Regions from separate parts of the Homo sapiens genome. Here region 1 is linked to region 2. Evidence: read pairs that join two places in POLR2A ChIA-PET (ENCODE). Cell type or tissue: IMR-90. All regions are shown on one strand. Region 1 has its middle 26 kb from the start of SMIM42. Region 2 overlaps KIRREL1 (kirre like nephrin family adhesion molecule 1).

Region 1 (2,500 bases), 83 kb after region 2:
CTCAAGACAGTTTACCGTAGCCTTTTTTGTACACAAGGGACACCCAACATAGTCAGAGAGGAAGACAGGATGTAAGAGCTGAAAAAATACTTTCGAAATAATGCAACCCATTTCCAAGAGGGCTAGAAGTCACGGCACAGGAGCTGCAGCTGAGGAAGGGTGCAAGGTGCCATGGGGCCTGGGGTTTGGAGGCATGTAGCCAGGACCAAGAACCTATAGGTAGCCCAAGGTGAATCCAATCCAGATGGGAATGAGAGGCCGACGTACAGGTATATTTGGAGGCTGCATTGAGGTAAGTTGCACTGGCATAGGTAAAAATGGCATTGATAGAATACAAAAGCAAACAGAAAAGAGTAGGGAAAAAAGACCAGGAGAGGAAGCAAAGTTGTGCAAATGTGGAGGCACAGGTGAATACTATTAGGCCAAGTGGTGCTGGGGCGCTTCCTATGTTATGTGTCCACCTGGGATACATTTATTCATCTCCACATCCCCAGACCCCAGCACAGGGCCAGCAGGTTCTTTGGGACGAGTCTGTATAGGGCACTACATAAGGCCCCAAGGGCCTAAACCAACTCTCAGCCACAAGAAAGGCCACAGGACTTTGTCCCTGTGTATTAGGCCTCTTTCTGTGATGGGAGCCCCAGCCCCTCTAAGTCACCTCCAGCCTGAGGATAAGTAATAATGACACAGCCCCTTTATCATCTGGCTTTGCAAAGTTGTAAAAGCCACCCCCTCATTGTGAGGCATTTGTGTCACAACAGGAGCTATTGGCCCAGGCATAAACACACTCCTGTGTGAGTTCAAATTTCTCCATGAGATGACCCCACATCTTTCACTTACTTCACAACCCTCCCTTTCACTTACCCTACATTTCAACACAGTTAAATGGAATTATGCCTTGTTTGTGGTATGCCCCTGAACTTTCCTCCCTCTGTGCTTTTGTCCAAGCTCTTTTCTCTGCCTGGAGTCCCTTTACTTTCCCATTTCTAAGTTTTACTTATCTTCAAGGCCCAGCCCAAAGGCCATCTCCTACAGGAAGCCTTGCCTGACTCATTACTCACCTTCTATTCCTCTCTGGAAGTCTCGTGGGTTAGCTATTATGTCACTGATCTCATCTCATTTATAGCCCTTCTGCTTTGATAACAGGATGTTGTGTATGACACATTAGCACTTTCCTCCTAAAAGAAGGTCACTGAGAGGCAGAGAGCATGTATCATTTATTTTAGTATCCATCACCCAACAGAGTGCATGTAGTTTCTCAGCATGTGCTGGAGGAATGCAGGTATGGAGGGAAGGAAAGAGGGAGGAGAAGCAAACCATAAACACAATACATAAAAGGAATTTATCCTAGGGGAGTTTTTCATGTGCATCTGTGTGAAGAGACCACTAAACAGGCTTTGTGTGAGCAACATGGCTGTTTATTTCACCTGGGTGCAGGCAGGCTGAGTCCTAAAAGAGAGTCAGCAAAGGGTGGTGGATTATCATTAGTTCTTACAGGTTTTGGGATAGGCAGTGAAGTTAAGAGCAATGTTTTGCGGGCAGGGGTGGATCTCACAAAGTACATTCTCAAGGGTGGGGAGAATTACAAAGAACCTTCTTAAGGGTGGGGGAGATTAAAAAGTACCTTCTTAAGGGTGGGGGAGATTACAAAGTACATTGATCAGTTAGGGTGGGGCAGAAACAAATCACAATGGTGGAATGTCAGCAGTTAAGGCTATTTTTACTTCTTTTGTTGATCTTCAGTTACTTCAGGCCATCTGGATGTATACGTGCAAGTTACAGGGGATGCGATGGCTTGGCTTGGGCTCAGAGGCCTGACAGAGTTCATGCTTGATAAAGTAGTATAGCATGGTGATTAAAAGCATGGACCTTCAAGTCGGTCTACCAAGCCGATAGACATGACCAGTACTTATTCATATTGAATTCTCTGAGTTCCCTGGCTGTTAGACAAGGCCAAGCTGACTATAAACAGAAGTGGCATGTCACTTCCAGACCAAAGCATTTAATTGCTCGTGTGAGATCCTCCAGCATTGTCTTCCTCTGCCCTAGCGACAGGAGCCCATTTATTCCAAATGGTATGGCTTTGTCATAGTGGAATCTGTCTGGCTGGGTCCCGAGCCCTTTAGCCAACCCATGGTGAATATGTAGTTTGAGGGAGAAATGAATCTTTGTTAAGATATTGAAATTTTGTGGTTGTTTGTTACTGCAACACAGTATATCCTATCCTGATTAGTACAGGTAGTGCTAAAACCCTGCCTTCTCCATTTGCTCCTTGGGTGAGTTACTTTACCTCTCTGCATGTCTCTTTTCTCCTCTGTGAAGTGGACTAGTAATAGTTACTATCCCATGGAAAATGCTTAGCAGAGTTCTTAGCAAGTGAATACCCAGTAAAGGTGAGCTTTTGTTAGCCTAGAGAAAGGGAAGCAGTGGCCATCTGTCCCTTTCCCTCCTTTGCCTCTTCCTTAGAGACATCAGGAAAGATGTCTCCGTTTGCCCAAGG
Region 2 (2,500 bases):
CACACCACAGGTCCCAGCCTAATACTTCCCAGAAAGGGAATGAAGCAGGGAGTAGGCAGAGTCAGGGGGCAGGGGAAGGGCTGTGGGAACTGATGTAGAGGGCTGGTGATGGTGAAGCTGGTGAAGCCCCGGGAGAGACCTGTGGGCAGGTAGGAGGCAGCTCATAGCATGGCCATGGAGCCAGGAGGCATCAGAGCGTGAGATGGTGCCAACCTGGGAATGCAGTGTGGCCTGTAGGGAAGCAAGGTTCTAATTGGTCAGCTGCTCTAGGACTTTGAGGAGAAAAGACTCAGAGATGTCCCTTGATTGGAGGAAGGGCGAAAGCAAAAAGTAGCATGGGGCATTATTGAAAGGGTGTCAAGAATGGGACTGCTAGAATGAGGAAGCAAACATAAAGCTGGACACCCAGACAAGGAGGAGCCCTGGAAAAAGAGGGGAAGGGTAAAGAGGGGGCCTCCTTCCCTGGAGGCCATCTGATGAGGGTCGATGGGCCAGTTTGAGAACCATTTGTGGCAAGCGTTTAAATCCCAGGCTGCTTTTTGCCCCAGTACCTGGTATCCAGCCATCGATTGATGTGCTACGAGAGAAGATGAACCAATTTTATTATTAGCCTGAACAAAACATAATTAGGAGGAGAAATTTGCTTCTGCTGTTGCAGTTGCTGCAGCAAAGAAGTTACATAAGGTTCATTCGGATGACTTGGGAACACCTTCCCTACTTCCCTATTCCTGTTCCCGTTTCTCTGGCTTGAACCAAGTAAATAGAGGTCCAGAGCCTCCACTCTGCCCTCTAGAAATTCCCAAGACAGAAATGTGCTCAAGGAGCAGATCTAAGACCCTCAGCCTATAGCGGACACGGAACAAGGGCACAAATCGAATAAGTCAGTGCATTGTCATGATGAACATGTGGACAAAGGCAAGAAAAGGGAGAAGGGACAAGAGAGAGGAGCAGACTGGAGGAGAAGGAATAAAGAGCTGAGGCATAGCTCTGCTCCTGTGATGTTAGAGGAAGGGAAGGTGGAAAAAAAAGGCATTGAATTATTCTCAGACAATTTCAGAAGGACCAGATGGATTCTGGAAGGAATTAACTCTGTTATGTCCTGTACTAGTATCATTACTACACTCTAAGATGGGCAAACGAAAGGATTTGGAGCATTTTGGCAGATACTCTTTGGGTGATTGAGAGGGGGAGGTAGGAGGGCATGGCTGTTGGGGTGACTATATGGGGGTCGCATTTGGGCTGAAAGTTAAGGCCACAGACACATCCCAGGCTGAGCTCCACACTGACCCCCTTAGACTGAGGCTTTCACTCAGGGCACTTAACTTGGGTGGAGGGAGGCAGGAGTGGAAACTCCAGGCCTAATTGCTAGGTCTCTCTCAGCTCTTCCAGGGAGCACGGGGCAGGAAATTCCTCAAATTCCAGGCTTGTAGGATCATTGCTGAGCTTAACCGCAGAGCAAGAGAAAGAGGCAGGAGAGGCAGAGAACTGCCTTCTCTCCATCTTTTTTTCCCTTGCAATTTTAAAGCTGCAGCAAATCAGAAGGGTTTGGAGGGGCTGATGGCTATGAGAGAGGCCCCAAGCATAACACCCCCGACCCCGGTAAAGAAAGTCCCAAGTCTGGGAATCCCAGAGAAATTAGTCCTGAATTGAGTAAGTTTGAAGTCAAAAATAGACTGCTGTGGCCCGGGATAAGCATTTTTCCCAGGGTGAATTTTTTTAGTTCTTCAGAATAGCCAGTGGAAAGGAAGTTGCTTTAGGAGCAAGAACTGTCTTGCTGAAATAAATGATGGCTGTGCAGGGAGCACATTGGAAGGGGTCTTGGGGTGGACAGAATTTCCTTTTGCTCTAAGGGTGAAACCAGTCAGGTCTCTCTCTTTCTGAGCTCTCCTCCCAGAGCACCTGGTCAGGATATCCCAGTCATCACCTCCGGGAAGATGATGTTCCCTGGATAGCCCATACATTTTCTCACCTCCATACCTAGCTAACACTGCTGCATCAGTCCCAATGACCCCACTTCCCATCCTTTACTCTCTGAGATCTGGATTTGCCTTCAAGATGCACCCCCCATGCCACTTTCTTAAGGTAGTCTTCTCAACTCCCCCCAAAGAATGAACTATTATTTTTGGGGGGCTTCCAAAGCAAATTGCTTTGAAATTCCAAAAGATCATACATTCTGTTTTAATCATAGTGGGTTGTTAAGCTCCTGCACTAGACTATAATGCTACTTGTGGATAGGGACTATGATTTGTTTATATCTGTAACTTCCGTCTCTTGCCTCTTTTCCCCAGCATAGAGCAGAATGACTGCCATACAGTAAATCAAAAAAAAAAAAAAAAAAAAAAGCCGTTGAGTGAATATCCCAGTTATTTGAGTGTGGATTATCCACTTGGTAGATCCCTATAATTAATGTTTAACTCAAAGTCTAGTTTCTCTTCCAGCTCAGCTCCTGGTACTATCACGTAATATGTGCTCAGAGAATGCAAACAGTTTTTAAATATTA

The links. Peaks named below come from ENCODE experiments on the same cell type or tissue, not always from the same donor. Only the 100,000 strongest peaks of a DNase experiment are listed, where the experiment ranks them.
Region 1: POLR2A ChIA-PET joins it to region 2 with 8 read pairs; 3 of 35 experiments call an interaction of 5 or more read pairs at or near these places.

What each region holds. Positions count from the first base shown.
Region 1 is chr1:158,101,072-158,103,571 of GRCh38, forward strand. No RefSeq gene overlaps it. Among named protein-coding and RNA genes, the nearest start is that of SMIM42, 26 kb to the right of the region's middle. In IMR-90, no CTCF peak of the experiment used is centred here; a DNase peak (open chromatin) is centred at 1,090.
Region 2 is chr1:158,018,281-158,020,780 of GRCh38, forward strand. The region is part of intron 1 of KIRREL1 (kirre like nephrin family adhesion molecule 1); the gene reads left to right. Among named protein-coding and RNA genes, the nearest start is that of KIRREL1-IT1, 6.0 kb to the right of the region's middle. RefSeq lists enhancers at 1,057-1,742, 1,279-1,573. In IMR-90, a CTCF peak has its summit at 1,278; a DNase peak (open chromatin) is centred at 1,411; H3K27ac peaks cover 2,457 bases.